3 separate regions of the Homo sapiens genome follow, and regions 1 and 3 are each linked to region 2. A link is a loop called in an ENCODE intact Hi-C map of the cell type or tissue named here. Cell type or tissue: CD4-positive, alpha-beta T cell. All regions are shown on one strand. Each heading gives the region's core, and the rest is flanking DNA. Links, peaks and the distances in the headings are about the cores only.

Region 1 (7,704 bases), core at 2,610-5,109, 460 kb before region 2:
TTAGATATAATCTAATCCAAACTCCTGTCATGAAAAAGAAATACCCGATGCTTTAAAATTCACAGGGAAAATTGTTCACATCCATCATCTAATTCTCAGCTCCACACTGTCAGGCAGCCCATCCCACATCAGTCCGCCTTCTCCCCGGATTTCTGGCCATTTGTCCACAACTCTACACAGCTGAGAGCAGCAGTGGACACAGACTCCACTCCCTGCCCAGAAGTGAATGCTGATTACTCAAATCCCTTCTCCTCCAGGAAAACTCTGCTGAAAAAGATTCCTTATACCACTCGGATACCTCTTAGGGTACCTCTTAGGATACCTGGATCCTAAGAAAGATGCAATGAAAGACAACTGTGGAGACTGTCATGGTTGGATGTGAGGTCACTGCTATATGAAATCTCGCCTACAGGACAGACTACGTTTCTTTGTTAACCAGTTTGAGTCAGTTTTTCTGTTTCATGAAGCCAAAATAATCCTACCCAATATAGGAGGGCATTTGAGTTCCATTAAACACATGAGGAGCTGAGGCTCAAAGATAAGTTACTTCCCAAACTAGCACAGGAGCAGAGCCAGCACTAAAAGCCCCCGACAAATATTTTAACTCATTCTACTACACCCCAGAGCATGGGGGCTGATGCTTGAGCCACCCCCTACAATGCCTCCTCCATGTGTTCAACTCACGTTTTATTTCTTGAAACCCAGAGGGCACCTGGTTCTCACCTGCCTCCAGGCGAGCCACTGGGGACGACATTCAAAGAGATCTTGTTCTTGTTCACAACAGAATCATTCCTTCGTGGACTTGCCTGGTCTGCTACTTGGAGCAACCTCAAGGCTGCAACTCAACAAGCATCGTTAAATACACAGGTAGATAATTAGCAAGTTTGTTGCCAGCTGCTACCTGGAGTTTGGACACAGAAAAGATTTGAAGGCAGCCGAGATTGCCTTCAGCACCAACTTTAGAGTCCTGGCTTGAAAGCTGGAACCTTTGCGTCCTCCTAGAGCTGGGGATATTCGAGTGTAAAGAGATCTCAGAGGGGATCTTGTCCAACGGCATCATTTCACAGGTGACATGAGTGAGCCCTGATGCCAGGCAGCAGGTTAGTTGCGGAGCTGGGGCTACAACTCAGTTCCCCCGCCCGGCTCCCAGCAAAGCATTTCCCGGAGCAATCTGCAATGTGGATGGTAACACCTGAAACTTTTTAATGACCTATAATTCTTAAACGCAAATGCACTTTGTTTACACTGACACGGCTCAGATAAGTGGAGGAACACCAGGGTTCTTGGTCCTTGCACCGGTTTAGATAAAACGACACAGACACACGTGGAGTGGTTTTAAGGAATGGAGAGTTTAACAGGCAAGACAGAAGAGAGAAGAAAGAAGCAGCTCCCCCTACACAGACAGAGGGAGGGGGCTCCAAAGCCAAGATAGGAAACACTATCTTGAGTGCCGCGGATACCAACCAGTTCTGTGAGGAGGCTGGAGGCGGTGTCTGATTTGCACAGGACTCAGAGGATTGGTTTGACCAGGCATGTCATTCACGTGGCCGCAAAAAAACCGGCCTTCTCACCCTAATCTTTTAATATGCAAATGCAGGGTGCCATGATGTTCTACACACGTGGGGATATGTGGGGGCGGCCATGCTGCCAGACACATATGGAGGGGCAGGGAAAGAGGACAAGGGGGGAATCCCCATGTTAGGATGGACCCAGTTTCTAATGGCTTGCATTTGCATATCAAAGGTTGCTAGCCAGGCTCTAAGAGCCGGGGCTTTCCTGCTAGACAAGAAACTTTTCTGGAGCTACTTTAAAAGAGACAGACGCGGTGGCTCATGCCTGTAATTCCAGCACTTTGGGAGGCCGAGGCAGGCGGATCATGAGATCAGGAGATCGAGACCATCCTGGCTAACACAGTGAAACCCCATGTTTACTGGCAGGGGCCTGTAATTCCAGCTACTCGGGAGGCTGAGGCAGGAGAATCGCTTGAACCCAGGAGGCGGAGGAGGTTGCAGTGAGCTGAGATTGCATTCTAGCCCAGGGGACAGTGCTAGACTCCGTCTCAAAAAAAAAAAAAAAAAAAAAAAAAGACAGAAATTTTCCAAGGACCCCTTTTCCTCTCTAACCGCCTAAAATAATTTCTTAATAACTCCTATAACAATACCATGAGGTTCCTGGTTTTGGTCTGAACTGTGCTCACCCAGGATTCATGCTTGTTTTGAGGACCCATAGGATGGGAGCTAGAGGGCCTTATTACATAAGGAACCCAGGTGGCCTCAGGGAGTGAGCCATCCTGAAAGGGGACAGGCCAGTTGCACGTGCTTGACCCAACCACATCAGGGGCTCACATTCTAATGCCAAGTGTGTGTGAAGTGCTTGCATTTTTTATCTCTATCTTTACAATTAACCTAGGAGACAGCAACTATTATTACCCTGTTTTATTCTTAAGGAAACCGTGACCTTCAGAAGTTGCAGAACTTCCCCCAAAGTCACACAACTGGTAAGTTACAGAGCCAGGTCTCCGCAGGCTCCAGCAGAGCCTGGTCTGTCAGTGACAACTGCCCATGCAGTTACCCGCTATGCTACATTGCCCCCAAAGAAGTAACAGCTGACATATGCCTGTTTCTAATTTGTGCAAAGAACAGTTTTAAGGACCCTCTACAAAGTAATTTGTTTAACCCTAGTAACCTCCTGTATCAATTTCCTAGCACTGTCGTAACAAATTAGCACAAACTGGGTGGCTTAAAACAACAGAAATTTGTTCTCTCAGAGTTCAGGAGGCCAGAGGTCTGAAATCAAGGTGTTGGCAGAGCCATGCTCCTTTCAAAGCTTCTTGGGGAAGATCCTCCTTGCCTTTTCCAGGTTCTGGTAGCTCATTAGCAAGACAGTAGAAACATAAAGTAGCACCACTTAGGCCCAATATGACAGAATGTGACACAGAAATGTTGGTCAGAGTTCAACATATCTACCTTGGAGGCTGTAACCCATCACAGGCTCTGGCTATATCAGATGCTACGACGTACTCCCAGTATTCTGACTCCCAATATTCTAGATGCCAGGAGCACCTTCAGTGGAGCAATAGACCTGCCTACGTGAGCCAGCGGACAGCACCCAGGCCCAGCACCTCCACGGGGCCCTTCAAGAGCCGAGGCCTCATAGTTGACGTCACTATAGAACATAGAATTAGCATCAGAGACAATAGACAGAGAAAACAGTAGGCACTATATGGGGACAGAATCCTAAGAGGAAACCTATACTGGCATTTGAGGTGTGTCAGGCTTTGTGCTAAAATGAACACTTTGCTTCTGTTGTCTCACTTTATCCTCACAAGACTTCCGTGACAAATGAGGAAACTGAGGCACGGAGATTTTAATAACCTGCCCAAGGCCAAGTCCAGGTGGTCTAGCTCTGGAACCCACTGTATCACACGAAGACCTGTGACCACCAGCACATGAAGACAACCTTCCTCTCTGTTCCATTTAATCTCACTCTTCCATTTAATCTCTCTGTTCCATTTAATCTCACACATTATGTAAATATTTTCAGAAAAGCATGGGCAATTTCATCAGTAGAGGCTCAATAACACCTGGAAATTTATTCTTCAATTGTTAATTCTACAACCTAGTTTCCTGTGCATGTAGAATTCCTGTTCAAAACTGTATTTTTTAATATCAAAGGTTTACTTCTTTGTACAACTCCGATTGACAATATTGTTTCTAAATAAAGAGAAACATTCTGAAATTCCGCTACCAAACATTGAATTACAAGGAAAAAGTAATGTCAGCATTAAGCCACTAGATGGCACATTCTCACAGTTTGAGGCACAGACAAAATATTGAACAAATAAATTACCATCAACAGAACATTTTTAAAAATAGGTTCAAAATCAAATACTAGCATCAAATGTAATCAAGAAATTGTTTGTGATAGTAACTGATTGCTTAGGGAATAAAAAGGATAAAAATATAACCCCCATCTACTCCCAACCCTTACACCCTAACAATCAATAAAAATTAGTAAGACTGGGAGGATTTATAGAGAAAAGGAAATAGGTTATCTCTGTGCTTCCAGCTGAGCCTTAACTATCAATCTCTTTGGATAGGAGAGAGGGAGCCTTCTGATATTTCTACAGTTGCAACTGACAGGCTCTGTCATAGAAATTGACCACCTGGGAACCTACAGCACCCGGCTCATCCTCGGGTCAGGTTTTTGCCATGAGGCGGCAGCCGGCAGGCATTGGTTTATGGTGGTAGAAGGGGCATGTGCATGGAAACCTGGGTTTGGGCAAGTCACCTGGGTTTGGCCAGGTCACTTCACCTTTCTGAGCCGCAGGGTCCTCGCCTATATTTATAACCTATTTGATGAAATGTATATATGGTAACTACGTGAGGTGATAAATATGCTAATTTGATTGTAATCATTTTACAATATCTATCAAATCATCACATTGTACACTTTAGAATATATAAAATTGTTATTCGTCAATTATACGTCAGTGAAGCTGAAATATATGTAAGTATAAAATATATATAATATGCATATATCATTCACTTGGCAGAGTTACAGTAATGGTTGGGAATAATGACTTTAAAGCACCTCCCACATTCAACAGTTGTCAGATCATTCTTTATAGCTGTTACATCTGTGTCACTTTGGGAAAGTCACTTCACCTCTCAGAGTCTCAGACTCTTCGTCTGTGAAATAGAGACAGTTCTCACCACTCTCGGTCTTCAAGCCATGACTCCTACATTTTATCTTTCTTCCTTCCCTGATTTGTTTTTCTCAATAGCTCTTAATGCCACCAGACATAATTTTGATTCATTTGTTTGTTTATTGAACATTTCAGCATACAAAAATGCAAGTGCCATGAGGGAGGGCTTACCCTCCATCTGGTTCACTGCTGTGGCCCAGCATCCAGGACAGGGCCAGCATACAGCAGGCACGTATAAATATCTGTGCCAGGAATGAATGAATAGCACTACCTCAGACAGTTGCTGCAGACTTAGATAAGCATACTTTAAAAGAGTTTAGCACAACATCTGGCCCACAGTAGACATTCAGTGAGCCGTAGTAGTTAGTATGATTACCTGTGTGTCTTTTTTTTTTTTTTTTTTGAGACGGAGTCTCGCTCTGTTGCCCAGGCTGGAGTGCAGTGGTACAATCTCGGCTCACTGCAACCTCTGCCTCCTGGGTTCAAGCGATTGTCCTGCCTCAGCTTCCTGAATAGCTGGGATTACAGGTGCCCGTCACCACACCTGGCTACTTTTTGTATTTTTAGAATGTTGGCCAGGCTGGTCTTGAACTCCTGACCTCCGGTGATCCACTCACCTCAGCCTCCCGAAGTGCTGGGATTACAGGCGTGAGCCACTGTGCCCAGCTATGATTGCTTATATGTCTTTGTGCATGCAAGTGTAGAATCTCTCAAAACCCCAGTTACTGTATTTCCAAGTGGAACACAGGTTTGCTATCCAGATCAATTGAGAAGACATGTGCAACTCTTAGCTCAATACCTGGCACACGTCCGTCTATCAAGGCTCTGGTAACAGAATCAAGGCTGTGGAAGTTGGCAGCACTCACTTTTCCTACGTGAGGAGCTCACAGAATACACTGTCTTCGTTTCCCAGGTCTGCAGAAACAAATTACCACAAATGTGCTGACTTGAATCCACAGAAATTCATTCTCTCACAATTCTGGAGATCAGAAGTCTGCAATCAGGATGTTGGCAGGGCCACAGCCCCTTCAAAGCTACTAGGGGAGGCTGCACTTCCTTGCCTCTTCTGGCTTCTGGTGGCTCCAGGCATTCCTGGACCTGGGCAGCATCACTCTAATCTCTGCCTCCATCTTCACATGACCTTCTGTGTCTCTTCTCGTTGTGTCTCCTATGATAATTGTCATTGGATTGAAGACCCACCCTTATAATCCAGGATGATCTCATCTCGAGAACCTTAATTGAATTGCATTTGCAAAAACTGTATCCAAATAAGGTCACATTCTCTGTCTCAGAGACAGAGACACAGACTGGGACTCTAACTTCTGCCTTCACCAAGGTCTCTGACCTACAAATAGGCTGCATTCCAAAGGACTGTTTGTCACTCAAAATGTGTTTTCCCAAAGAAACAATGCCATAAATGGAGGCTAAGTTCTCAGGCACATCAATCTACAATAGTTTGTATGACCGTCATACAGATAAAATTGCATACAAGTGAATTTCTAAATCATAGTGAATATCGGCCTGGCGCGGTGGCTCACGCCTGTAACCCCAGCACTTTGGGAGGCCGAGGCAGGCGGATCACCTGAGGTCGGGAGTTCGAGACCAGCCTGACCAACATGGAGAAACCCCATCTCTACTAAAAATACAAAAAATTAGCCGGATGTGGTGACGCACGCCTGTAATCCCAGCTACTTGGGAGGCTGAGGCAGGAGAATCGCTTGAACCTGGGAGGCGGAGATTGTGGTGAGCCGAGATCACGCCATTGCACTCCAGCCTGGCAACAAGAGTGAAACTCCATCTCAAAAAAAAAAACAAAACACAGTGAATATCATCACATCTAATAATTAATATTAAAAATCATAAAGTTAAATAGATCATTTTGTGTCTTAAATACTAGTCCACACTTACTTAGAGGGAGATAAGGAGGCAGATGAAATTTTTGATGGAGATGCTAAGGGGCTTCAAAGGATGAGGTCGTGATCTTTGTTTCATTTAATTTCCTATTTTAGGAGTTTCTTTTTTTTAGTGAGGCTTTATGACTAGTGGCACTCTTACACCTGCAAGCTGGTTATGAATCAAGTTGGCAGAAGGAAGAAACAAGGAGAGATTTTTCTGAAACAACCCATTAAATTCCCCTATGCAAAACATTAGCCTATAAAGATTCTTAAATTTTCTGCCTAGACAATGATATCAATTGCTCATAATGACAGTTCTGTTACTTCCTTTTTGACTCTTACATGTTTCATTTCATCTTTCTGTTTTACTGGGCTTGGTAGGCCCCTCGGTACAGTGATGATGTAAATACCCTTTTTTTTCTTTTTGAGACTGAGTTTCGCTCTGTCGCCCAGGCTGGAATGCAGTGGTGCGATCTCAGCTCACTGCAACCTCTGCCTTCTGAGTTCAAGCAATTCTCCTGCCTCAGCCTCCCAAGTAACTGGGCTTACAGGCACATGCCACCATGCCCGGCTAATTTGGAATTTTTAGTAGAGACGGGGTTTCACCATGTTGGCTGGTCTCAAACTCCTGACCTCAAGTGATCCGCCCACCCCAGCCTCCCAAAGTGCTGGGATTGCAGGCATGAGCCACCATGCCCAGCCGTGAATACCCTATCTTGATCCTGATTTTAAAGGAGATACTTTTAACGTTACGTCAGTAACTATGAAGTTTGCTGTCTTTTTGTTTGTTTTTGTCAATGCCTTTCATCATAATAAAGAATTTCTCCTAAAATCCAGGAAGGCTAAGAGTTTTACTCTAGTTTTTGTTTTTTAATCATGAGTAGATATTGAACTTTTTTAACTTTTGAAATAACTATAGGCTCCGATTCCATATAGCCTTCACTGGGTTTCCCTCAATGGTATCATCTGCATCACTATAGTACAAAAGCACAACCAGGAAACTGATATGAATACAACCCATGGATCTTATTCAGATTTCACCAGTTTTACTAACACTCTTCTCTGTGTGTATATTTAATTCTCTGCGATTTTATCACCTGC
Region 2 (7,704 bases), core at 1,896-4,395:
ACACATGCCACCATATCCAGTTATTTTTTTTCCTTTTTTGTAGAGGCAGGGTCTCACTATATTGCCCAGGCTGGTCTCCAACTCCTTTGGCTCAAGTTATCCTGCTGCCTTGGCCTCCCAAAGTGCTGGCATTACAGGCGTTAGCCGCTGTGCCCAGCCTGAATGTACTTTTTTTTTTTTTTGAGCCAGAATCTCAGTCTGTTGCCCAGGCTGGAGTGCAGTGGTGCGATCTCGGTTCACTGCAACCTCCACTTCCCAGGTTTAAGCAATTTTCCTGCTTCAGCCTCCCAAGTAGCTGGGACTATAGGTGCGTTTCCTGTCAGCCCAGAGCCTCAGTCGGGGCCGTTGTCCTCAAACAAGGAGGCCCCTGTCCGCCAGCTTTGCGTTTGCACAGAACGGTTAACTTGACAGCGCTGTGTCCCCCAGCCCTCATATTTATTCACAATCCTTGCTGCACTTTATCTCCAGAATAAAAACCAGTCCGATCCAAAACAGACAGTGTTTGTGTCTGTTTCAATTTTCTGCTCAACCGATTCTGTTCGGTGGAGTCTCTCCAAGAAACTTCTCAATTAAGCTTTCATCAACATTGTTTCAGCATCAGAGTTATTTTTTTCCTTTCCTTGTTTGCTTCCGTCTCTACGGAATGGAATGATCAACTTCCTGATGCACCAAAGGGTTAACAACAAAGGCCTCCTGGAAAAGGAAGAAAAGCGGCCACAGAAAGCTGATTCCTGGGCAGCCGCCCTGGGCCTGAGAGGCAGCATCGCCTTGTGCTGCTGGTGAGAGGGTCTCAAGAATGGCTGAGGGTGCGACCCCTGAGCCTTGATGCCTTGGCCACATTTCTCAGTCCTCCCAGTCCTGGCCCCAGGGATCAGGACCACCCCAGCAGCTGTTGTAGCCCAATCATGATCACCACTATTTCTTGTAAAAAAAGATCCCTGAGGCAGTCAGCAGCTCCAAGAACATTTGATTGTCCAAGAAAATGCCGACCCCAAAAGGGGAGGGATTCTGTGTAAGGAAAGGAATGGGGTGGCTTTATCACCATCCTACACCAAATAAGAACGCCTAGGAGGAGGCAGGGATGCCGGCTCGCTGTTTTAGGAGGAAACAGGGAGGGGGACAAGTGTGCCTTTAAAACGATAGTTAGGGTCAGATGCGGTGGCTCACGTCTGTAATCCCAGCACTTCGGGAGGTCAAAGCAGGTGGATAACTTGAGGTCAGGAGTTCGAGACCAGCCTGCCAATGGTGAAACCCTGTCTCTACTAAAAATAGAAAACATTTTTCAGGCATGGTGGTGGGTGCCTGTAATCCCAGCTGCTCTGGAGGCTGAGGCAGGAGACTCGCTTGAACCTGGAAGGCGGAGGTTGCGATGAGCCCACATTGTGCCATTGCACTCCAGCCTAGGTGACAGAATGAGACTCCATCTCAAAAAAAAAAAAAAAGATAGTTGGCCCTCCGCATCTGCAGGTTCCACATTCATGGATTCAACCAACCGCTGACTGAAAATATTAGGGGGAAAAAATAGATAGTTTTGTCTGTTCTGAACATAGACTTTTTCAGGGTCATTATTCATTAAAGAATACAGCATAATAACTATTTCTATATCATGTACATCGTATTAGGTATTATCTAAATCTGTACTTGTAATCTAGAGATGATTTATAAGTATATGGGAGGATGTGCATAGGTTATATGTAAATTCTACATCTTTTTTTTTTTTTGAGACGGAGGTTTTGCTCTTGTCACCCAGGCTGGGAGTACAATGGTGTGATCGCGGCTCACCGCAACCTCCACCTCCTGGATTCAAGTGATTCTCCTGCCTCAGCCTCCTGAGTAGCTGGGATTACAGGCACCCACCACCACACCCGGCTAATTTTTGTATTTTTAGTAGAAACGGTTTCACCATGTTGGCCAGGCTGGTCTCGAACTCCTGACCTTACGTGATCCACCCACCTCAGGCTCCCAAAGTGCTGGGATTACAGGTGTGAGCCACCACGCCCGGCAATTCTACACCATCTTATGAGGGGCTTAAGCAACCATGGATTTTGGGATCCAGCAGGGGTCCTGGAACCACTGCCCACAGATACCGAGGGACGACTGTAGATGACTGTACATACCACATTGCGTTTACTCATTCATGTCCCTCGATGGGTACTTGGTTGCTTCTACCTTATGGCTAATTGTGAACTATGCTGCTATGAACACAGGTGTACACATATCTTCCCTTCTAGTCCCTGCTTTCAAGTCTTTTTTTCTTTTTTCTTTTTTTTTTTTTTTTTTTTTTTGAGACAAGGTCTTGCTCTGTCACCCAGACTAGAATGCAACGGTGCTATCATGGCTCACTGCAACCTCCGCCTCCCAGGTTCAAGTGATTCTCTTGTCTCAGCCTCCGAAGTAGCTGGAACTACAGGCATGTGCCACCATGCCCAGCTAATTTTTGTATTTTTAGTAGATTTGAGGTTTCACCATGTTGGCCAGGCTGGTCTCGAAATCCTGACCTCAAGTGATCCACCCGCTTCGGCCTCCCAAAGTGCTGGGATTACAGGCATGAGCCACCGTGCCCAGCCAAGTTTTAAAATTATTTGCAGACACGGGGGTCTCACTATGTTGCCCAGGCTGGTCTCGAACTCCTGAGCTCAAGCTATGTTCCCACCTCAGTCTCCCAAAGCACTGAGACTACAGGCTTGAGCCACCGTGCCCGGCCAGATTCTTTCGGGTTCACACCCAGAAGTGGAATTGGTGAATCATAAATAAGGTAATGCTAATTTTTTGTTTGTTTGAGACGGAGTCTTGCTCTGTCGCCCAGGCTGGAGTGCAGTGGCACGATCTCGGCTCACTGCAAGCTCCGCCTCCCGGGTTCACGCCATTCTCCTGCCTCAGCCTCCCGAGTAGCTGGGACTACAGGCGCCCGCCACCACGCCTGGCTGATTTTTTGTATTTTTAGTAAAAACGGGGTTTCACCGTGTTAGCCAGGATGGTCTCAATCTCCTGACCTCGTGATCCGCCCACCTCGACCTCCCAAAGTGCTGGCATTACAGGCGTGAGCCACCGCGCCCAGCCGGCAATGCTATTTTTAATTTTTTGAGGAACTGCCAGACTGTTTTCCACAGCGGCTGCACCATTTTCTGTTCCCACCAGCAGAGTGCAAGCGTTCCAATTTCTCCATGTCGATTCATTGTTTTTGGTCATATCTCACAAGTCAGTCAGCCAAGGTGGGTGGGGTCACGGCGTTCCTAAAATATTATACTTAAAAACGAGCGCAATCCTGGCCCTCGGTGTCAACCAGCTGACAGGGCCGAACGACCGCTGGGCCTCTGGCGCCCCCTGCAGGACGCAGACAGGGTGACAAGCGCTGGCTCGAACCTGGACAGCCCATGGGAGATGCTGCTCGGGGCTGGCCTGGTGGTGCCGATACTCGCCTCTCGCAGAGGCTCCAGGCAAGTCCCAGAGAAGGTGAGGCTCCCTGGGAGCCTTCACGCAGGAGAACAAAAGAAAGCCCGGTGTTCCCGCTCCTCACATAAGAAGCATCAGGGTAAGTGTGGGGGGCGCACAGAGAGGCAAAGACACGTAGGGGTTTTTTATATATATAGCAAGACATATATATATATGTCTTGCTGTGTTGCCTAGGCTGGAGTGCAGTGGCGCCATCTCAGCTCACTGCAACCTCCGCCTCCCAAGTTCAAGCAATTCTGCCTCGGCTTCCCTAGTGTGTGGGATTACAGGCACGTGCGCCACCAAGCCCGGCTAATTTTTGTATTTTAAGTAGAGACGGAGTTTCACCATGTTGGCCAGGCTGGTCTGGAACTCCTAACCTCAGGTGATCCGCCCACCTCGGCCTCCCAAAGTGCTGGGATTACAGGCGTGAGCCACTGCGCCCCGCCGGGATGCAAGATATTGATCAATATCAATACCTGTGACAGAAAAGTGGGCTGCAGGGAGAACAAGAGTGGCTCCTTACCCAGTCTGGAGAAAGCAAACTGCAGTATGATTCAGATCCAACAACCAGCGATCCAGGACCCAGCGTTAGAGCAAATCAGGCCTATTGGGCTCAAACTAGTTTTTTGAAAGTTTTTTCAAAGTAAGAGAATAATCGAGCAGACATTTGTTACACTGATGTTCCTAGCACCAGTATCCACAACAGCCACAGGGTGGAAACCCCAAATGCTCCTCTATGGATGAATGGATAAACCAGCTGTGGTGTGTTTCCACATTAGAATACTAGAGTTCTCAAATTCATACACACAGGGAGCAGAATGGTGGTGACCATGGAGCTGGATTGTGGGGGAGAGGAGCTTAGAATGGGAAGTTGTTATTTTTGAGTATGGAGTTTCAGTTTTTGCAAGATGAAAACATTCTGGAGATTGATTATGTACAATGTGAATGCACTTAACACTGAATGTACGGTACACTTAAAATGGCTAAGACGTTAAAATGAGCTTTGTTTTTTTCATGCCATTCTCCCGCCTCAGCCTCCCGAGTAGCTGGGACTACAGGCGCCCGCCACCAAGCCCGGCTAATTTTTTGTATTTTTAGTAGAGATGCGGTTTCACCGTGTTAGCCAGGATGGTCTTGATCTCCTGATCTCCTGATCCGCGCAACTCGGCCTCCCAAAGTGCTGGGATTACAAGCGTGAGCCACCATACCCAGCCTTTTTTTTTTTTTTTTTTTTGACAGAGTCTCAATTCTGTCACCCTGGCTGGAGTGTAGTGGTGCAACCTTGGCTCACTGCAGCCTCCACCTCCTGGGTTCAAGCAATTCTCATGCCTCAGCCTCCTGATAGCTGTGATTACAGGCATATGCCACCACACCCAGCTAATTTTTGTCTTTTTTAGTAGAGATGGGGTTTCGTCATGTTGGCCAGGCTGTGCTAGAACTTCTGACCTCAAGTGATCCGCCTGCCTCAGCCTCCCAAAGTGCTGGGATTACGGGCATGTGCCATAGCACCTGCCCTCACCTACATAATTTATGGGCGGTCCACAGCCACCTAGTACAACTCCAGGGCATGAGTCTCAGTCCAGTCTACATTCTAGACTCTGCAGGAATGGTGGCTCCGAGAGTCATGCAGGGCACAGCCCACTTGGTCATCCACGGTGGCACTGTGGCCCTTAGGATAGAGGCCTGATATCGTTTGGATGTCTGCTCCAAATCTCATGTTGAATTGTAATCACCAATGTTGGAGGTGGGGCCTGGTGGGGCGGTGATTGGATCATGGAGGCAGATCCCTCATGGCTCGCTGCTGCCCTCAAGATAGTGAGTGAGTACTCGAAATCTGGTTAACAGTATGGCACCTCCCCCCTACTCTTCCTCCCGCTCCTGTCATGTGACACATCTGTTCCTCTTTCACCTGCTGCCATGATTGGAAGCTTCCTGAGGCCTCCCCAGAAGCAGATGCAGTGCTACGCTTACTCTACAGCCTGCAGAACTGTGAACCACTTAAACCTCTTTTCTTATAAATTACCCAGTCTCCAGTATTTCTTTTTTTTTTTTTTGAGACGGAGTCTCGCTCCGTCGCCCAGGCTGGAGTGCAGTGGCGCCATCTTGGCTCATTGCAAGCTCCGCCTCCCGGGTTCATGCCATTCTCCTGCCTCAGCCTCCCCAGTAGCTGGGACTACAGGCGCCCGCCACCTCGCCCGGCTGATTTTTTTATATTTTTGTATTTTTAGTAGAGACAGTGTTTCACCGTGTTAGCCAGGAGGGTCTCGATCTCCTGACCTCGTGATCCGCCCACCTAGGCCTCCCAAAGTGCTGGCATTACAGGCGTGAGCCACCGCGCCTGGCCAGTATTTCTTTATAGCAACGCAAGAATGGCCTAATACAAGGCCAAAAAGGTCACATTTTCAGCAGGCTTGCCCTGTTCACCAGAGCCAGTGCTTCCCAAATCTGTACAGCAGGAGCCTAAAAAAGCAGAGGCCCAATGCCAAGGATTACATTTTCTATTTTAATCAAAAGATGACTTCCCTATAGTTTAATTTCTTTCTTTTTTTTTGAGACAGAGTCTCACTCTGTCGCCCAGGCTGGAGTGCAGTGGTGCCATCTCGGCTCACTGCAACCTGCGCCTACTGATTTGAAGCAATTCTCCTGTCTCAGCCTCCTGAGTAGCTGGGATTACAAATGCACACCACCATACCCGGCTTTTTTTTTTTTTTTTTTTTTTTTTTTTTTGAGACGGAGTCTCGCTCTGTCCGCCAGGCTGGAGTGCAGTGGTGCGATCTTGGCTCATTGCAAGCTCCACCTCCTGGGTTCACGCCATTCTCCTGCCTCAGCCTCCCGAGTAGCTGGTACTACAGGTGCCCACCACCAACGCCCAGCTAATTTTTTGTATTTTTAATAGAGATGGGGGTCTCACCATGTTAGCCAGGATGGTCTCGATCTCCTGACCGCCTGTCTCGGCCTCCCAAAGAGCTAGGATTACAGGCGTGAGCCACCATGCCCAGCCTAAGTTTTGCATTTTTAGTAGAGACGGGGCCTCACCATGTTGATCAGGCTGGGCTTGAACTCCTGAGCTCAAACAAAATATTTTCTATAATATAATGTACGATGTAATTAGAATTGAATATATTCTAATATATATTTTATTATAAGAAGCAAGATGTAATTACTTTAATTAATCATATAAATAAGCCCACCTTAGTGCTATAAGGAGAGAGTGATCATTTACTTCAAGAGTACATTGTGCATATTCCTGTCCAATAGGTGGAAATCAATAATTACAGCATGAAGCTAATCTTTCCATGAGTTCACTTTAAAAATTCAAATATTGTAATTAGAACATTGCCCAGGCATCCAATTTAGACTTAATGATACTTGCCAGCAGGCTCTGATGTTTTAACTGAGATGATAATTATGCTATAGATGGATTGATGTGGTGATTAACTGCTACATGTGTCACTGCCGATAGCATTACAATTAAAACAACTCCCTTTGCAGCTCACAGCCTCATCACCTGAGGTCACGGGAACTGTTTGTCTCCCATGCTCCAGCAACACCCACTTGCCAAGTTTTTGCTTCCTATGGATATTTATTCACCATCTAATGCAGACCAACTGGCAAGACTCAAGAGAAAGCTGTACACAAGGAAAAGAAAAGAAGATGATAGAGGAAAATAAGATAATAAAGGAAAGAAGTATTCGTGGCGGCAAACGTAGGATGTGGGTATATTCACAGATGTGAGTGTTGTCGTGACAAAGGAAAAGTCAGGCCTGTGGAAGAGAAATACCATTGAAAAACTGTCCTGGTCAAACTTCCACCAAAAAGTACAGTATGGGGAGAGAGAGTAAGTAAAAAGAGCCACTTTACGGCAGAGAAAGCTGACAAACACACCTCAGCCAGGGGAACAAGGTATACATTACCAGGGATAACTCATGTTGGTAATATATATCCAGATTCTCTCTGTGCCTCCCAGGCTGGAGTGCAGTAGCACGATCTCGACTCACTGCCACCTCCACCTCCCGGGTTCAAGCAATTCTCCTGCCTCAGCCTCCCAAGTAGCTGGGATTACATGTGCACCACCACGCCCGGTTAATTTAATTTTTTTTGTATTTTTATTTTTCATTTTTTCAAGACTGAATCTCTCTCTGTGGCCCAGGCTGGAGTGCAGTGGTGCGATCTCCGCTGTCTGCAACCTCCACCTCCCAGGTTCAAGCGATTCTCCTGCTTCAGCTTCCTGAGTAGCTGGGATTACAGGCGGGTGCCACCACACCTGGC
Region 3 (7,704 bases), core at 2,610-5,109, 700 kb before region 2:
TGAGACCCCATCTCTCCTAAAAATAATTTTAAAAATTAGCCAGGCAGCCAGGCACGGTGGCTCACACCTGTAATCCCAGCACTTTGGGAGGCTGAGGCAGGCAGATCACGAGGTCAGGAGTTCAAGACCAGCCTGGCCAACATGGTGAAACCCCATCTCTACTAAAAATACAAAAATTAGCTGGGCATGGTGGCATGTGCCTGTAATCCCAGCTACTTGGGAGACTGCAGCAGAACTGCTTGAACCAGAACTTGGGAGGCAGAGGTTGCAGTGAGCCAAGATCACACCACTGCACTTCAGCTTGGGCAACAAAAGCAAAACTCCGTCTTAAAAAAAAAAAAAAAAAAAAAAAAAAAAAAGCCAGGCATGGTGGTATGCACCTGTGGTCCCAGCTACTCGGTAGGCTAAGGTGGAAGGATCACTTGAGCCTGAGAAGTGGAGTCTGCAGTGAGCTGTGACTGCGCCACTGCACTCTAGCCTGGATGACAGAATAAGACCCTGCCTCAAAAAAAAAAAAAAGAAACTCCTTAGTCATACACCTAAAGCCAATCTCTCCATAATCACTTTATTGGGAATAAAATGATATTTTGAAGAAAAAAGATGATATATTCTAAATTCAATATCGCTGAGCTAATTCCAAGTATTCCCTAAAATTAACGATTAGGAAAAACAGCAAGAAATCCTAGGCCTTTGTCTAGGCCATGGAAAAAGCGGGATCTGCCTTGAAATTGTGTCCTTCATCTCAGGAGATGGGGCCCGGCCCCTCCACCGGTCCAGGAGAACCCACGCCATTTAGGTATTTCTTCTTTAGCTTCTCCACTGCATCCCCAAAGCGTAAACGGCTGATGAAATCCCTTCAAACTCTGCCAACGCAAACTGTGGCTTAAAAATGGAAATGAATGGATATTGCAAAATAATACCTGAATAGACGTTAAAGCTTTAAGCTCCACGTGTAAGACACAAGGTCCTGCCTAAATCAGTATGCTTCTAATGGCTTCATGGCAAATGTTGAACAAGTTAGTGTTCACTCAAGGTTGTCCTGGGGTACATGGAGTCACAGTCTTTAATTTTAATGAGCCTCTATTACACAATCTCTTATCGCCTCTTAACTGCCAGTGAAATGACCACCAGCTAAATGTACAGCAAAATACATTTCTACAAAAGAGCTCACTTGGACCCCAAAGAAATTACCTTGAAATTATTACACTTAACCGTGGCAAATGCACCAGGGTTCATTTGAAAAGAGGTGGCCACCTGGCAATACGAGTGAAATCATATAATATGTCATTTCCTTAGGCTTTTCATGTTAAGCTTTTCTCGCTATATCTGATTTAAAGTATTTTCTCTTTTAAATGTAAATATTTAAAATGTAGCTGATCCTCTCCCTCTCCTAATTGAGGTGACTGGGCTAGTTCAAGAGACTGTGGCCTGCAGCTCACCGTTTTGTCTCTGGAGTCAGAGTGCCAGCCTTGGTACTTACTCTGTGACTGGACACTTTATAATATCAAAGATACGAGATCATACCTATCTAATATCTATTCAATAAGACAATACATATTAAAAGATCAGCACAAAGCCTTGTACACAGCAGTTGCTCAATATGTGCTTCCTCCTTTTTCCTACTATTGAATCCCACCAGCCAAGACCAGAACTATATCTGCAGTTGGACAAAGTTGGGTTTATCCCTTGTTGCAGTGAGGGCTTAGCAGTTTGAGTCAAACGGGAGCTGGAAACCACAGTCGGTTAAAATGGGGTGATAAATAGAAGCATTAACTATGGCAAACAGCAACTCCAAGATGTAAGGAAATCCGTGCAGTTTCCTAGTGGCCCCCTAGGGCTGAGGGAGCCCATCCAGGGACAACCTCGGTGGGTGTCTGACCGTAATGGAGGCAAAGCTGCCCCTGTCTCCTCTGACAGTCTCCAGCTGGGCCTGAGAGTTAAGTTGACGTAGGAGAGACTAACAGAGGAAACGCAAGCCAATGTTTACAGGCATGTGAGGGCCTTCACAGGACACCAAGATCCAAAAGCAGCCAGGCCTAAGTGCTTATGCAACAGGGTGAACAAAAAGTAGTAATTTTGAAAAAGTAACTAACTATATGGAGATACTAAAGACAAGGGTTATTTTAACAAGAGCTTTTTAACTGTCAAAACACTTTTTGTTTGTACCGATTTCCCTCGGCCTCAACTCCCCGCCTCTGGAGAGAAGAATGTTCTTTTCTTCCTGGTAGAGAGAAGCCATCTTCCATATGAAAGTTTCATCTCCTGCTTTCAGGAAGAAAAGGGGAGGTCAGAGTGTCCTTTGTGCATCTGTTGTTTTTCTTTTTTTCTTTGAGATGGAGTCTCACTCTCACCCAGGCTGGAGTGCAGTGGCACCATCTCGGCTCACTGCAACCTCTGCCTCCCGGGTTCAAGCGAGTCTCCTGCTTCAGCCTCTCAAGTAGCTGGGACCACAGGCGTGCACCACCATGCCCGGCTAATTTTTGTCTTTTAGTAGAGATGGGGTTTCACCATGTTGGCCAGGCTGGTCTCGAACTCCTGACCACAGGTGATCCGCCCACTTTGCCCCCCAAAGTGCTGGGATTATAGGCGTGAGCCACCACGCCCAACGCATCTGTTGTTTTTCAAGTGCCTTTAGCTCAAAATTGTCCCCATCTCAAGCCAGCATATCTGGAGGTGGCGTGTTCTGAAGCCCTTCAGGACCTTGCTGGAGAAGGTGTGTCTGCCTGGCAGAGAGCAGAGACCCCTGCTTAGCCAAGCTGGAGCTGGTCCGGAATTGCTGGGGGAGCGACAGGCTGGCTGCCCTCTGGAGTGCAGGTGGGGGAGCAGGCAATAGCAATGGCGGTGGGGGTGAGAGTGAGGGGCTACCAGGGCGGTTCAGACACACGTCCAGAGGTCTGTGGGCAGGTTGCCATGGCTGAGACGCTAGGGTCACAGAGGGTTCTCTTAAAAGGCCTGCGACTCAGACAGGCTTCACCTCATGTCCTCGCACTCTGGGCAGAGCCTCTGCTATCCCCCTCCTCGAGCCTGTGCTGGAAATTGCAGTAAGCCCCTTCCTCTTGCAGTGTCCCTCCAGAGCACGCTACTGAGAAAGCTTGACATTGTGCTCACCTTAAAAGCAAAATCTTTAAGGAATTCCATTGTTTATCATAGAGCTTATATTGAAGGGTGCATTGGGAGCCAGGAAGCAACGAGTTGATTGATAATTGACGCAAAGGGACCCATATACCTTAGAGAATGACGGGGTGGCTCTAAGAGTCAGGAAGGGCTTATTTTAGGAATCAGGCTTATGGTGGGGAGGGTTCAAGGAAGCAGGTGTCTCTAATCAACTGGGTGCTCTCAGAAAAGCAGGGCTAATTCAGTTATTGGGCCTCTTAATGCATTTCATCTGGGAGGCAGGAAGAATGGAGAACACTAACGTTGTTATTGAAGAAATTGCCGGGAGAAAGAGATGTTTTGGTTTTGGGTTGTACAAGGTCTGTTATTTTTTAATTTCTTGTATTAGTTTCCCAGTGTTGCTGTAACAAATTGCCACAAACTTAAGGACTTAAAACAACATGCATTTACTATCTCACAGTTCCAGAGGCCAGAAGTGCAAAGTCAGCGCAAACGGCTGAAGTCAATCAGAAAGGCTGGTGCCTTCCGCAGGCTCTGAGAGGAGAATCTGTTTCCTTGCCTTTCTCAGCTTCTAAGAGTCTCCTGCGTTCCTTGGGCCCTTCCTCACGTCACTCTAACTTCTGCTTCCGTTGTCACATCTTCTCTCCACTGCGACCCTCTTGCCTCCCTCCTATAAAGACCCTGGTGGGGACCTGAGACCCACCCAGGGAATCCAGGAGAATTCCCCTATTATCTTAATCACATCTGTAAAGCCCCTCTTGCCAAGGAAGGTGACGCGCTCTCAGGTCCTGAGAATTAGGATGTTATCTTTGGGAGGCATGATTCCGCCCACCATATCTCCATATTCAGACAAAATTGCAGAATGGTCTCGTGTCACATGGTCAGGTCCTGGAGAGCCCTGATCCGATGCTGCTGTTCTGAATTATGTTCGGCAGGGGGACAGCACCACCTGGTGGTAACACTCGGCAAAGCATCCGCCGTCAGCTGCAGAGCTGCTTTTCCTTTGGGGTCCTCTTGCTTTAACCCACCTTCCCCACAATCCCACTCATCCCTTCCGGCCACAGCCCGCCTTCTTAGACACAAGGCAGGCAGGAGTATGCGAGAGAGAAGACGTAAGGACGCCTTGCTCGTGGTAAGATCAGAGACTGATCGGAGAACGCTTTCCTCCTTCCCTCCTTTGAGAATTTCCTCAGGCACTGCAGCTTCACCTTTGTGAATGTTGAAGGCTTTCTGGATATCCTCGTCACTTCTCATATTTTCCTAACTGAGCAGGTAATTTGGATTAGAACTGTACAGCATGACCCATTTAGGTTCCTGTTCACTGTTTTGAAATTAATGACTTCATCAATGAGTTAAGGCTAGGAGTGTTCATTATGTTTTTTAGAAAAGTCAAAACCGAGCAGGATCACCGAGAAGCAAGATGACACAATCAACAATCAAAAACCTCTGAGTAGAGGCTATTACTGTGTTTCAAAACAAAATATATAAAAGTGGCCGGGTGCGGTGGCTCACGCCTGTAATCCCAGCACTTTGGGAGGCCGAGGTGGGCGGAACACAAGGTCAAGAGTTCGAGACCATCCTGGCCAACATAGTGAAACCCCGTCTCTACTAAAAATACAAAAATTAGCCGGGCGTGGTGGCGGGCGCCTGGAGTCCCAGCTACTAGGGAGGCTGAGGCAGGAGAATGGCGTGAACCCGGGAGGCGGAGCTTGCAGTGAACCGAGATGGTGCCTCTGCACTCCAGCCTGGGCGACAGAGCGAGACTCAGTCCCAAAAAAAAAAAAAAGAAAGAAAGAAAAGTTTATATAAATAAATGTAAAATTTAGCATTTTTGGTTAAAGCCATCAACCACGCAGACATAGGAAGGGAATACACTTATAGAGATCAACTAGGAATTTTATTTTACTGTAGCTCAGCAAAAATAATATAAAATGGCTGCCAAAAAGCCAAGGCCGTCTAGTCTGGATCTGCAGAAACAATTCAGGAAAAGGAAGGTACCTCCACTGTGTGGGTCATGCCAAACCTGAGGACGGATTTCCCTTCGGTGCTCGCGACTTTAAAAGTTGCATTAACAACTGTTAATGTCAATTATCAAGATCCCACCATGTATTGTATTGGGCTGTATTGGGCCTGAGGACACAGAAATGTAAAAACCTAAACATGGAAATTTAATCTTTAAAACTGTGTACTATGTATCCATAGAACGAAATACTAGTCATCCATGACAAATGATTTTTGTTGTATATTTATTGAGACAGAAGACATTCATAATATATCGTCAAGTTAAAAAATATACAAAACATAATATGTGTTAGTTGGGTTCCATCCCTTTTTACTTAAAAAGTTGAAAGAATATACATTAAAAGTTAACATTGACTATCAGCTGGCAGTTTTTTTCTGCAAATCTATATCATTTTTTCTATAACGAACGTATATTACTTGTATCCATTTTTAAAGCTAAGAAAATAGAATTTTGTTGTATTTTTATCGACACAGAGCGACATTCATAATATATCATCAAGTTAAAAAATATACAAAACAATGTGTTACTTGGGTTCCATCCCTTTTTTATTTAAAAAGTTGAAAGAAAATACATTAGAAATTAACATTTATTATTAGCAGGCAACTTTTTTTCCGGCAAATCTGTGTTTTTCTATAATGAACATATATTATTTGTATCCATTTTTAAAATTCTTTAAGAAAATAGAACTTTGTTACAAATTTAGTTTTTTGTTTTGTTTTTTTTGTTCTGAGATGGAATCTTGCTGTCACCAGGCTGGAGTGCAGTGGCGCGATCTCGGCTCACTGGAACCTCCACCTCCCAGGTTCAAGCCATTCCCATGCTACAATCTCCTGAGTAGCTGGGACTATAGGGGAGTGCCACCACACCCAGCTACTTTTTGTATTTTTAGTAGAGACAGGGTTTCATCATGTTGGCCAGGATGGTCTCGATCTCTTGATCTCATGATCCACCCACCTCGGCCTCCCAAAGTGTTGGGATTACAGGCGTAAGCCACTGCCCTGATCACAAATTTAGTTTTTAAATTGTAAGAAGTATGAGGTGGAGATTATCACCTCCTAAGGCATTGCCAGGTAGGCTATTGGTTAACAATGGCATTTTGCATTTAACCATTTAACAAAAGAGAGTAAGTAAACAGAAGTGCGGTGGCAGTTACCCATGGGTGTCATTAGATGGCAGCAAAGCAGCTAGCTAATATTTAAGAGCAGAAACTGAAGAGCTTTTGCTCCAAAGAAACATATATATGAGATTTTAAATATTTAAGATTATCTGAACGGAATAAGTGTTTTTGTTTGTTTGTTTGCTTCCAGACAGGGTCTCACTCTGTCACCTAGGCTGGAGCACAGTGGCATGACCACAGCTCACTGCAGGCTTGACCTCCTGGCCTCAAGCTATCCTCCCACCTCAGCCTCTCGAGTAGCTGTGACTACCGGTGCACACCACCACACCCAGCTACTTTTTAAAATTTTTATAGAGATAATGGTCTCACTATATTGCCCAGGCTGGTCTTGTACTCCTGGACTCGAGAGATCCACAAGCTTCAGCCTCCCAAAATGCTGGGATTACAGGCATGAGCCACCACACCTGGTTTGTTTTGTTAATGATGCATTTGACGTTATAGAAAACTTTTCAAAATGATAGCCAAGCATGCAAATGTTTACTTTAATAGTTTTTGGGGGTGGGGTGCTTTTGGATTTTTGTGGCAATACTACTCATGCACAAAAACCTACTGTACCAGTTCTGTGGGTCAAAAATCTAAAATGTTCTTGAGATGTGAGGACCCTTTGACTCTTAACCGTGACTGTGCAATGATCTCTAAGTTTCTAGGAAGCAGTTTCAAGATTCTGCTGCAGACAGTCATTAATAATGAATGACTATTCATCGTAGTATGATGTGGTGATGCCATTTGATCACTTGCCTGCCCTCTTTCTTCACTGCCACTCTCTCCTTCCTCCCAAGAGCACAGCTAGCTTCCAGCATCTTTGCTCATCTGAAGGACAGTTTTTTGCCTAATCAGGCCCAGTTTGAGCAAGGACTCTGGATCGTATCTGCTTCTGAGTCTGTGCTGCTGCCTTCAACAAGTTGCTGCTTGTTCTGTCTCCTTCCTCTACACAATTGACGTGGCCCCCATGGGAATGCCCATGTCGGAAAGCAATGCTGTGCTTTCTTATAACCCGCACCTCTCGTCATGCTGACCTTAGCACGTATTAAACTCACTTCAGAAAAATGAATGCTTACAAAAGAATGTTTTCCACCGGGGTGGGGGGCCCAAAAAAGGCCCAGAAAGCTCTAAGAGCTCACAGTTGGAGAAACACATCTAGACTGTATAGGTGGTAAAAAGACAGCTGAGAAGATAAGGCAGGAAAAGCCACACAGGGACACAAAGGGCAAGGCCAGTGATTCTGACACCACCATTGGCACTTTGTCCACGGGCAACAGGATCAGAAACGTGCGTCGCTTCCGTGGTTACTGTCTGTGCACCGTTCCCAACAGCTTCATTTCTCTCCCTCTGCTGCCAACTCGCCCAACCACCCCTGCCTGTGGCAGGAGAAATCATTCTCATTGGGATA

What was found. A loop is a pair of places that touch in the nucleus more often than their neighbours do. Peaks named below come from ENCODE experiments on the same cell type or tissue, not always from the same donor. Only the 100,000 strongest peaks of a DNase experiment are listed, where the experiment ranks them.
Region 1: a loop joins it to region 2, with 9 times the contacts of the local background. A loop is called at or near these places in 98 of 110 quality-filtered maps.
Region 3: a loop joins it to region 2, with 9 times the contacts of the local background. A loop is called at or near these places in 40 of 110 quality-filtered maps.

Annotation. Positions count from the first base shown.
Region 1 is chr7:148,500,295-148,507,998 of GRCh38, forward strand. No RefSeq gene overlaps it. Among named protein-coding and RNA genes, the nearest start is that of C7orf33, 87 kb to the right of the region's middle. RefSeq lists enhancers at 1,421-2,123, 1,543-1,837 and a silencer at 2,003-2,052. In CD4-positive, alpha-beta T cell, for the core only: CTCF peaks have their summits at 3,767 (motif pointing right) and 3,967; a DNase peak (open chromatin) is centred at 3,787.
Region 2 is chr7:148,963,631-148,971,334 of GRCh38, forward strand. It overlaps LOC124901768 (a long non-coding RNA gene), which reads left to right and starts at 3,404. Exons shown (of 2, transcript XR_007060580.1): 1 at 3,404-3,532; 2 at 6,928-7,140. RefSeq lists enhancers at 365-866, 867-1,366, 3,448-3,497. In CD4-positive, alpha-beta T cell, for the core only: CTCF peaks have their summits at 3,319 (motif pointing left) and 3,518; DNase peaks (open chromatin) are centred at 2,681 and 3,311; H3K4me3 peaks cover 792 bases.
Region 3 is chr7:148,258,851-148,266,554 of GRCh38, forward strand. All of the region lies in intron 20 of CNTNAP2 (contactin associated protein 2), which reads left to right. Among named protein-coding and RNA genes, the nearest start is that of C7orf33, 330 kb to the right of the region's middle. RefSeq lists a silencer at 3,947-4,241. In CD4-positive, alpha-beta T cell, for the core only: a CTCF peak has its summit at 4,072 (motif pointing left); a DNase peak (open chromatin) is centred at 4,061; H3K27me3 peaks cover 190 bases.